Regions from separate parts of the Homo sapiens genome. Here region 2 is linked to region 1. A link is a contact called in ENCODE Hi-C or POLR2A ChIA-PET data. All regions are on one chromosome and are shown on one strand. Each heading gives the region's core, a stretch centred on a gene start or an enhancer-like site at or near the end of the contact. The rest is flanking DNA. Distances are from core to core; before and after follow the strand shown.

Region 1 (5,467 bases), core at 1,900-4,399:
GCCCAAAAGTGAAAACAATTCAAATATCCATCAACTGATGAATGAACAAAATGTGGTGTATGTATACTATGGAATATTATTCAGCCATAAAATGGAATGAAGTACTGATACATACTACAGCGTGGACAAGCCTGAAATCACTGTGCTTAATAAAAGAAGCCACTCACAAAAGGCCTCAGATCATATTACTCCATATATATAAAATGTCCAAAAGTGGTAAATCCACAGAAACAGAAAGTAGGTTAGTAGTTACCAGGGTCTGGAGTGGGGTGGATGGGGAGTGACTGTAAACAGGTATGTAGTTTCTTTTCAGGATGATGAAAATGTTCTGAAATTAGTGGTGATGGTTGCACAAAACCATCTATACTATAAATGAATATACTAAATACCACTGAATTGTACACTTTAAAAGAGTGAATTTTATGGTATGTGAATTATATCTCAATAAAGCTGTTATTTTTAAAAAGAATGTTTCATTCATTTGCAACTTCTTTTATTTAATAAAATTTCTATTTGTTGTCACTAAGATTGTTGGATCATGATCAGACAAATGGAAAGAACCCTGTCATCGCTTTTATTTTTCACCTTTCAATTTGCAAAGAAGAGTAAACTAGTTTCATTTCCAAGTTTGCATGCATCCAGTAGAGTCATTTGTGTCATTTCCCCACCCAGGAGAAAGTTTTTCTTCTCTAAGACCGAAAGAGTACAGATGCAAAAGTTCTATTCTTGAGAAAATGCCCTAACATTTTCTTTAAACCAAAGTACCTTTCTATCTAAAAGAACCTTAGTTTTCTCCTATGACCAGAGGCTTGTGGGCTTCACTGCTAAAAGCACACAGCTGAACAGTATTTCTCTTTACCAAGTAAGGTACTAAAAACTATTATGAATTGTGACAATATTTGAATACCTTAAACAACGAAGACAATGAGCTGGGGTAAGGATCTGAGTAACATTATTTTAAATGTTTACTTGCTGTAATAATGACAGCAATGTTAATAACTACTGTTTTTTTGAGCAACTATAATGTGCTAAATAAACACTGTCCTAGGCTCTTTACAAATAGGGTATTTCACTTAGTCCCCACAGTAACTCTGAGGAAAGTATTTTTATTTCTCATTTCATAGGTAAGGAAATTGAGGCCTAGAAAGATTATTTGTCTTGGTCACACACACAACAGAGCCCAAATAGTAACCCAAGTCTTTCTGAACTCGAAAGTTCTCTATTTCTCTATATTCTTCAAAATGAAAAAGGAATCCAGAAACTTGAAGAAACTGAAAAGACTTCTCTTCCTATCTCAGAAAAGTAGTGCTTTAAAAAAGTTGACTGTTCTTATAGCCAAATACAGGAAATATAGGAAAAAAAGATTGTTAATAGCAACCAGCAGTCAGAAGGCACAGAAGCCCATGCCACGTCCCACATCTCTTACACTGCTTCCTGATACAACAGTCTTCCTATTGATTATGATTATAATCTTAGGATGTCAAAATTTAATGATCTCACTACGGAAAACCCCAGAGAATAGCAGTTAGCACAACTAGAGAGCTCACTAGACCAGGAAGGAAAAGGAATCAGTTGGCAGGAAGTGTGCTTACCTAAAAACACAGAACATCTTTAACAGTAATATTAACACTGTTGAGTCCACAGCACTTTAATCTGAAGTTATCTTTGCATTCCTTTCTATTACTTTAATAAGTATTACTAAAAGCTGATTTCCACCCTATTCTCCATATGTCTACTAGAATCCTTAATAAAATAAGACTCTTGGTGGGGCATGGTGGCTAACGCCTGTAATCCCAACACTTTGGGAGGCCAAGGCAAGAGGATCACTTGAGGCCAGGAGTCAGAGACCAGCCCTGGCAACACAGTCAGACCTTGTCTCTATTTCATTTAAAAAAAAAAAAAAAATTAAGGCTCTTACCTAGCCACTACTGACCCTCATCTCTCTCTCGCTTAAAAAAAAAAAGTCACGAGTTCAAAAGATTATCCCAGAAGGAAAAAACCTGAATCCATTAGAAAAGGTAGCACAGGGGACACAACCAAACATGAATTTCATCACCAAGTAGACTGTAGCTGGCAGAAATCTTAAATTTACGACTGAAATACACACTCTTCCTTATACTTCTCAGGACTTTGCCCAAAATAAACTGAAACAGTAAACCAACAGTAGATTGATGGATGGATAATTTGCCAAAAGTCTCAACATACACCGAAAAGAGGGTGGGGGTAGTCTTAGGGGGTCTGCTCTCCAGTTAAACAACTGAAGAATGAACGAATTTAGTGCATTTGCACAAGAAGTGCATTACAATGCAGGGGAGGAAGAAGTCACTTGGGGTTGGACAAATCCTTAGAAAATGCCAAAGGAATAACCCTGATTCTGTGGTCGTCTTGTAATAATTCCTAGTGGGAAAGGGCCAACTCAAGATAAAGTAAGGTCAGGGTTGAGAATCGTCCTCACTTTTCCTGCCTAACCCTCTCGGCAGGCGGCCCCAAACTCCCACCGGAATCCTTCGGGTAAGTGCCGACCTCAGGGATCAAGGGAAGGGGCCATCCTCGAGCGACCAACCACCTGTGCGTGGTGGAGACCCCTGAGAGGGAGTCCTAATTAGAGTGGGAAGCAGCTCTGGGGAGGAACTTCCGAGACCAGGGCCGACACTGACTATTCACCCAACTCCACTCCCCTTTACGCCCAATCTTCGGCCACCTTCCCGCTGAGGTCACCCCTCCTGAAACCTCCGCCCCCAGACCCCGGTCTACACCCACATCCAGCCGTCCCCAAAGCTCGCTGTTCGCTTCGCTGCCTGACAGCTGCCCTGCCGCCACCAGGCAGTCCCAGCTTCCCCAAACCAGTCTTCTGGCCTCTGTGGCGCCCCAGGCCCGCGGGATTCAGGGATTAGGATCTGGAAGGGTTTGGTCCAATCCCCTATCCCTCTCAGCGTCCTGGGCTCACCTCCCCGGCAGCTTAGCGCTCCTCTTCCAAAACTGCTTGCTGTTCTCAGCGGCCATTGCTCTGGCCGGGGGAAGTCCTTGTAGGCGGGCCAAGGGTTTGCCCGGCGAGATGCCCCCAGACCCCGCAATCTGAGGGCCAACCCAGGCCGCTTCCCCGCCGCCGGTCACCCGCTCCCAGCTCCTGGGGACGCCATCTTGGATGTGGGCACCCCTCCACCCAGCACCGCTGCCATTGGTGAGCTGCGCAAGCCGTGGACGGGCCGACCAATTGGGAGCCGGAATCCTGCAGGCCGCTGAAGCCGACCGGTAACGTCAGGGGCTGGGCACACAGGTGGACGGGGAAGGCGGAGCTTGGACGAGCCGAGAGGCGGGGCTCAAAGTTCCTACCCGCGAGAGGGAAGAAGCAGGTAAGGTAAGGGACCTATGGGAAGGAAGAGGGGATTATCTTCTTCGTGAGGAATGAAGTTCCTTAGTCTAATATTTCTTGGCAAGAGAGAACATACTATGTATTTATATATAGGAATCTTTCACCTAAAAGTAAGGGCCCATGTGTTGGTTGTGGCCCATTTTTAACATCTCTCAATTCAATGACACTCTGGTTATTACCCTCCTTTCCTCATTCCGTTTACATGTCCATTCGTTTTTCTGAAGGAAGGTCAGCAGGGACCCGATAGCCCGGGATTGCTAACTGTTCAACACGTGAGCAACGGTTCATCAGAGTCTCCCTCTCCCTCTGTTTATTGAAAACGATTGAAGGACTTGTGCTGTGGGTTAAAAATTCAAATGATCTAATCCCTATGTCAATCCATAACTCTCACTTTCTGACTATGCTAACAGTGTATATAGGAAATGGTTTATGATAGCTGTCCAACTCAGATTACCAAATACCATTTCTTTGAAGGACACAGTATTGCTCCATCGTGTGAATCACAAAGTTAAGGATGTATCTCCTCCCGGCCCCACCAACATCCTTAATTTCCCTTGTTAATCTATTATAAATCTTGCACCCTTGAATTTATTTTCAATCTAATTTTCCCAGACAATGAGATTTAGTATTAGCATTTTGAATCCTTTGAATGTCTTGTCAGCGTTTTTTGCTGGTTTTGAGTTTCTGTGGTTGTATTCCGTGGTGATTTGGGGAAAGAGGGAAGGCGGGCACCAGTCCAGAGTGGTTTTTGTCCCTTCGAAGGACTGTTGAGGTGGGCTGCGTGTCCCCCACCCCCACCCCCACCCTCCATTTACAGCTACCACATGTACTTCCACATATTGGAGAATACTTAAAGACCTGACCCCTGGCCCCAGCCAAAGAAGGACCTTCTTTTATATGTCCTCCAACGACGGTTTCTTCATTACTCCCATTTTCAAGCTTCTTTTGTCCCCTAATTTAAGAATTATAGGATTGGATGACAAGGGCTATTTTTACTTCCTCTGAGTCTTTCATGCTATAAAAGCATCTTATCTTCTTTATGGGCATTTAACCCAGAGAAAAAAAGCCCCTCTATTCTTTTAATTATTTTACTTGCCTTTCTCTGGCGCTTCTTTTTCTTAGGATGCAGTGACCAGCACTGCACACTAAGCCCAAAGAGGGATGTACTGAGGCTTTGTTAAGGCTGATGTTTTGTCTTTATTCTGGACAGCCAGACCTTTTGCTGGCTGTTTGGACTTTAGAAGAGTTGATGTCTTGAAAGAGTAATCTAAAACAACTTCTAGATTCCTTACCTTGGTGGCAACCAGCAGTTCAGAGTTCATTGTCTTAAAGGTATCCTCTGAATTGTCTTTCCCTATGTGAGCTGCCATACACTCATCCATGTGACAAGATACCTGCCACTTTCCAGCTTATGCACATGGCTTTAGAGATGTTCCAGAAGCTGCTCCCTATTGATTTGACATTTTACTATGTGGAAAGCAAAGTATGATTTGTGTATCTAGACATATCTCAAAATACTCCTTTTTCTTAATCTTCTATGAAATGTTAAATGACACTGATTCCCAGGGGGTGTAGTTAACAGTGCTCAACCCAGAAAAGCCCTGTTATTTCTACAGTTTGTTTTCTATATCAGTTTCCCCTCCAAGATTTTTTAAAAATTCACATCAGTTACCTTGTGATGACTTTTTAAATAGGGAAATTGAGATTGTTGGAACCTTTTTCACCACTACCACTTGGTCACCCTAATCTTCACCAACCACACACCTGCTTACAGCAGCCTGCTATTCGGCTCCCTGCTTCCACTCTTAGCCCCTTAGAGTCCATTCCCCATATACCAACCAGAGAGACCTTTTTTTTTTTTTTTGAGACCAGGTCTTGCCCTGTCACCCAAGCTGGAGTCCAGTGACATGATCTCAGCACACTACAACCTCCATCTCCTGGGCTCAAGCAATCCTCCCACATCAGCCTCCTGAGTAGCTGGGACTAACAGGCACATACCACCATGGCCAGCTAATTTTTTGTATTTTTGTAGAGATGAAGTTTCACCATGTTGCCCAGGCTGGTCCCATACTCCTGAAACTCAAGCAATCCACC
Region 2 (5,467 bases), core at 887-3,386, 88 kb after region 1:
AAAAATGCAGCCCAACCCAGCGTCCTCCAAGGGCAAATAAACATAAACCACAAGCCCGAGTCACAAGTTTTGAAAGGCTGTCGTTTGTTAGGTTAAGCCGCTCAGATGATGACCCACCCTCCGCAGCTTTGATCTCAGGCTCTCCATTCCTTCTTTTCTGAAAGAACCCGCTCCAAGCCCCTCCCTAGGATAGGTTTTCATCCTCTCTGCGGAGACACCCAACTAATTTTCAAACCAGCGACAGATCTTATTTCACAACATTCATTCCTGACTCTCTCTCCCCTTAACACTAAAGAAAAAAAAAAGCCACCAGTAATAATATAGTTCCTATTCCTTAACCTTCCCTAGATCAGAAAGGAGTTAAGAACTGCAGCTCTAAAACTACCATACAGAAAACTAACTCCCTTATAAAATAAAACAAAAATTACAAAACCGGCATCAATTTCCACCTCTTCCCCCGCCCCCATCCTTTTACTGGCGGGGAAACTGGGTCAGACTTTAGAAAAATCTGGGCTACCGCCGGTTGCCCACAACCTCTTATTCATCGGGAAAGCCTGGAACTAACTGAATTCCACTTGAAGAATAAAATCATGCCAGAAACATTACAGGTTCAGCTGGCTGAAAATCCCCGGCTTTACTACGCTGGGAGGCTCTCCTGCGTCCCACCCCGGCTAGCATCGAGCCAGGCGGCCCAATGACCTTTACAAAAGGCTGGCGCGGGAGACTGGCCGAGGCCTCCGGACTGGGCCGGGCCGGGCCGAGTCACCTGGGCAGCTCCCTCCCGGGCCTGGCTCACCATCGAAGTCCGTGTAGACGGTGTCCTTGAGCAGCGCCCCCGACCCGAAGTCGATGAGCTTGAGCTCGCCGCGATTGAGGTCGATAAGGATGTTTTCGTCCTTGATGTCGCGGTGGAGCACCCCGCAGTTGTGGCAGTGCCGCACGGCCTCCAGCACCTGCCAGAAGAAGCTGCGGGCCAGCTCCTCTTGCAGGGCTCCCCTTTCCGTGATGAAGTCGAAGAGATCTTGCACCGGCTCGGGCCTCTCCAGGATCAGGACGAAACTGTCGGGCCTCTCGAACCAGTCCAGGAGCCTAATGACGCCGGAGAAACCCGAGCTCACCTTCTTCAGCAGGACCACTTCCATGGGCACTCGAGTGCCATTAGGCTGCAGGGGCGAGGGGGCCGCGTTAGGGCGGGAGTCGGGGGCGCCCCTCACCCCACCCACTCATCCTGGGGGTCGCTCCTGCAGGGCACTCACCAGCTCTCCCCAGTCGGAAATCCGGTCCTTCTCCACGTGTTTGATGGCCACCTGGAAGCCCAGGGTCTCCGTCAGGTTCCCTCGTCCGGGCTAAAGCACGCCCGTGCGCCCCCCGCCCGGCGCGCCCTCCCCACCGCGGGGCGCCCACTCACCGGCAAGTTGTCGGAGACGCGGATGCCTGAGTAGACCGAGCCGAAGCCGCCGCTGCCCAGTAGCGGGCCCACCTGGTACTGCGACTCCAGGGGCTCCTTCTCCTTGCCTAGGAAAGGGGGAAGCACGGGGACTCAGTGCCGGCCCGCGAGCCGCCAGCTCCCCACCCAGGAGATCCCGCCGCCGCCCCGCATCCCCGGGCCGGAGGCGGGGGGTGCTCTCACCGGGCGCCAGCTTGGTGGCGTGCAGGTCGTTGCAGGGCGCGGCGCGCAGGTGGGCAAGCGAGTTGATTTTGGACAAGAGCATCCCAACCTCCAGGATGTCGGCGCAGGGACGGTGCCCAGAGGAGCTGCCGCAGGAGCCGGAGCCGGGGCTGTGCCGAAGGCTATGCCTGGGGCTGTGGCTGTGGCTGTGGCTGCGGGTGGCGTTGCGGCTGTGGCTGCGGCTGGCGCGGAAGGCCGAGGGCGAGTCGGAGGACAACTGAGGGCGCTGCCGGGACTGGCGGCGGGAGGGCGCGCCAGCGGGGTCGGGCAGCGCTGAGAACGGCGGGGTGAGCGGCTCGTGGGGCTCGTGCGGCAGCGCCGCGGGGCAGGAGGCTAGTGGTTGCTGCTGCTGCTGCTGCTGCTGCTGCTGCCGGTCCCGCCGCCGCCGCTGCCACCGACTCCTCTCGGGCCTCCTCAGCCACCGCGGCCGCTGCAGCAGACGCCCGGCTCGCCCCGCAGCCAGGAGTAAAGGGGAGGAGCGCGCCGGCGGGGAGGGCGCGCGGGGAGGGCGCGGCGGGCGGGGACGGGGCGGGGCCTCTCCGGGAGGCCAAGGCGGGGAGCAGGGCTGCCGGGCCGGCCGAGGGAGGAGAGGGGGTGGGGAAGCGGCGGGACTGGGCGACTCCCCTCGGCCCCCGCCCCGCGCGCTCTGTGGCCGCGCCCCGGCCCCGCCCCTGCCAGCGCTACTCCAGCCAACCAGAGGCCGATTGATCTGCATAACTCGGCGCGCCCCGCCCCCGCCCCGCCCAGCTCTCGCGGTCAGAATGGTCTCTACGCCGCCACGACGTGGCGGGAAGGAAAAGGCGCCAAAATGGAGGGGGAGGGGCGCGGGGCGTGAGGGGAGGCGGGAGCTGGGTGTAGGGCCGCGAGGGAGGAAGGATGGGGAGGGGCGTATCGATTCAAACCCAAACAATAACAAAGCCATCAAAGGCCGCCCGAGGCCGGCTCTGCGGCTCTCCGTTTCGCTGAGGGTTTTGGGTCAAGGGCTCGAGCCGGAGCATAACAAGTTGCGCGGAGACGACGGGCGTTAGTGTGTCAGGCGGGGAGGCCGGCGCGCCGGGTGTCGGACTGTGTGTGGGGATGCCGACGAGGGTGGTCTTTCTGTGTGACTCAGACCCGAGACCTCCAAGTCGGCTGGGGCGGGCTGACGTCGCGCTGTAGGCTGGGGGCGGATTCTGGGGGTTTGTGTGTTGGGGGGCGCGTCGGGGGCGAAGGATCCGCAGGACATGAGTCACGGAGGGAGTGGAGGAGTCAGGCCTGGAACAGAACTGGAGGCGGGAGCCCCGCTCCTGCGGGAAAGGGATGCAGCCCTCAGTCGTTCCGGCCGGCTAAAAGCTCAGCCACGGGATTCCCATTTTAGAAATGCAAAAGCACCAGCGAATCCTGATTTCTGGGAAGGGATGTGTGTCAAAGGGCCGGGTAAAGAGGAAATCACGAAGCAAATGTTAGTGTTGTGATGCCAGATGCTGCCTCAGCCCCTTCTGTGAGGGCGGAAAATTCCTCATCTAAAACGAGGGTGGGAGGGTGCGCTTGATTTAACCAGTTTTCACGTTGTAGTCACCTTTTCATCAGCCTGTTATTACCAGGCAGGCAATACCAGCAATTATTGGCCAACCCCAAGTCTTGTCTCAAAGGAAACCCCCCACCCTCTGCCTCCCTTGGAAATAACCCGGAACACTGACCAATTCCACTTGCATCCTTTGTCCTTTTAAACTTCATGTAGAGTTGATAACGACGTGTGAAATGAGTAAATTAAAATACTATATAATCCATAAATTGAATTGTCAGTGGCCTAAGTAATTGAAAGCTAACTACATTCTATTTTAATTTTTTGAAGTGCCTGCCATTTAAAGGAAAAATCAGGATCCCTATAGCTGTCATTAGTGAATTTAAATGTTTCCTTTGAAAGTTTTCTACAGTGCTTGCTTTATAAAAGTGCCCAGATCCTCCACAACTTTTATGAATTTATCCTACAAAATATTACATATTTTCCTTTTGTTTGTGTACTGTGGCCGAACTCATTCATTTTTTATGACTAGGAGAAAACCCAAGGGAACAAGAATTACTCCCTTTTTGCAGATAGGAAAATGAAACATAAATAGGATGGCACAGGGTCATACAGCAGCTAAGAGAGGAGATGAAATGACCCAAATTCACCTCCTGAGTATTCAAAGCTTTCCGCTTATCAGGGTCTAAAACTGTCCTTGGCACCGAACAAGACATCATTAAACATATGTGATTCCCACTTCCATCCCTTCTACCCTCCCTTTCCTTTCTCAAACCCTCAAATGTAGTCAAACAGAACTATTCCCACTTGTTCCCACTCGCCTAGCACTTTACAGACCCTTTGCCTTTGCGGAAGCAATCAACCTGTCCTGGGAGAGCCCTCTCTACCTCTCCACTTTTATTCAAAGCCTTTCCACTCTTTAGGAAACAATTGTAGTTCTACCACAGATTGATGAACAAACTCAGAGCATTGGTTCACTGTCCACTAATCTGACAGTTGGGATTTGTTTTTTTAAATCCTTTTTGTTCATTTACTTTTCCATTATACTTTGTCTTCCTATTCCTTGAATGCCCTTTTTTTTTTTTTTTTTGAGACGGAATCTCGCCCTGTTACCCAGGCTAGAGTGCAATGGCACTATCTCGGCTCACTGCAACCTCCATCTCCCGGGTTCAAACAATTGGTTCTCCTGCCTCAGCCTCCCAAGTAGCTGGGATTACAAGCGCCCGCCACCATGCCCAGCTAATTTTTGTATTTTTAGTAGAGACGGAGTTTCACCATGTTGGCCAGGCTGGTCTCGAACTCCTGACCTTATGATCCGCCTGCCTCGGCCTCCCAAAGTGCTGGGATTACAGGTGTGAACCACCATGCCCAGCCTCCTTGGATTACAGGTGTGAGCCACCATGCCCAGCCTCCCTGAATGCATACTTTATCCAACATTTGTTGATAAAAGAGAAGACTATAATGGATTCTAACAAAAAGGCCATAATTAAAGTCAATTTATACCAAATTTAAATGAATTAAGTGGGCTTCGGGAACATAAAAGTTGGGAGCAAGGGCTTTAAACTAAGTTAGCCTGGTTTCAATTCCGGGATCTGGCAGCTACTAGTTAGGCATTGGTCAAGTTACTTAACCTTATTAAGCTTTAGACAGAATGGAGATAATAACAGCATCTACCTCATAGGGTTGTTGTAAGGAGCAAATAAAACTCTTGTTTGTAAAGCATATAACCCAGTACAGAGTAAACTTCTAATAAATATTAGCAATGATGATGGCAATAATGTTGATCGTGGTTATGATGATGATGTTTTTTAAAACGGCCTTTTTTTTTTTTTTTTTTTTTTTGAGACGGAGTCTCGCTCTGTCTCCCAGGCTGGAGTACAGTGGCGCAATCTTGGCTCACTGCAAGCTCTGCCTCCCAGGTTCACGCCATTCTCCTGCCTCAGCCTCCCGAGTAGCTGGGACTACAGGCGCCTGCCACCACGCCTGGCTAATTTTTTATATTTTTAGTAGAGACGGGGTTTCACCGTGTTAGCCATGGTGGTCCCGATCTCCTGACCTTGTGATCCACCTGCCTTGGCCTCCCAGAGTGCTGGGATTACAGGCGTGAGCCACCGCGCCCAGCCCAAACGGTCTTACACCTAGAAGGTACCAAAGGTAAACTACTGGATTAATAGTTCGATTTTTAACCATTTGGGGAGAGATGTGATTTAAAATAGTTGTTTCTAGTAGATCTTTTAGGCCTTTTAGAAAAAAAAATATGTATCAACTTCAACCTTTTTCACTTTTTCTAGGTC

Evidence for each region. A loop is a pair of places that touch in the nucleus more often than their neighbours do. ChIA-PET counts read pairs that join two places held with the same protein, here RNA polymerase II (POLR2A). Pooled maps may share reads with other maps.
Region 2: a map of CD8-positive, alpha-beta T cell shows a loop between it and region 1 (6-fold over the local background). The contact joins the promoter of PIM1 here to the promoter of TBC1D22B in region 1. A Hi-C loop is called at or near these places in 5 of 168 maps with a recorded cell type or tissue (CD8-positive, alpha-beta T cell, K562, endothelial cell of umbilical vein and 1 more), 3 of 37 single-sample maps with no recorded cell type and 19 of 50 pooled maps. POLR2A ChIA-PET finds 5 or more read pairs at or near these places in 20 of 52 experiments (AG04450, BJ, Caco-2 and 13 more).

What each region holds. Positions count from the first base shown.
Region 1 is chr6:37,255,454-37,260,920 of GRCh38, reverse strand. It overlaps TBC1D22B (TBC1 domain family member 22B), which reads right to left and starts at 3,149. Exons shown (of 13, transcript NM_017772.4): 1 at 2,948-3,149. The coding sequence starts at 3,003. TMEM217B (transmembrane protein 217B) reads left to right here and starts at 2,777. Exons shown (of 2, transcript NM_001395378.1): 1 at 2,777-3,353. It overlaps TMEM217 (transmembrane protein 217), which reads left to right and starts at 2,777. Exons shown (of 3, transcript NM_001286401.2): 1 at 2,777-3,353. RefSeq lists enhancers at 2,147-2,782, 2,869-2,928, 3,029-3,088 and a silencer at 3,189-3,318.
Region 2 is chr6:37,166,821-37,172,287 of GRCh38, reverse strand. It overlaps PIM1 (Pim-1 proto-oncogene, serine/threonine kinase), which reads right to left and starts at 2,136. Exons shown (of 6, transcript NM_002648.4): 1 at 1,631-2,136; 2 at 1,409-1,515; 3 at 1,257-1,307; 4 at 797-1,163. The coding sequence starts at 1,712. RefSeq lists silencers at 19-118, 1,308-1,627, 1,888-2,667 and enhancers at 1-371, 2,293-2,891.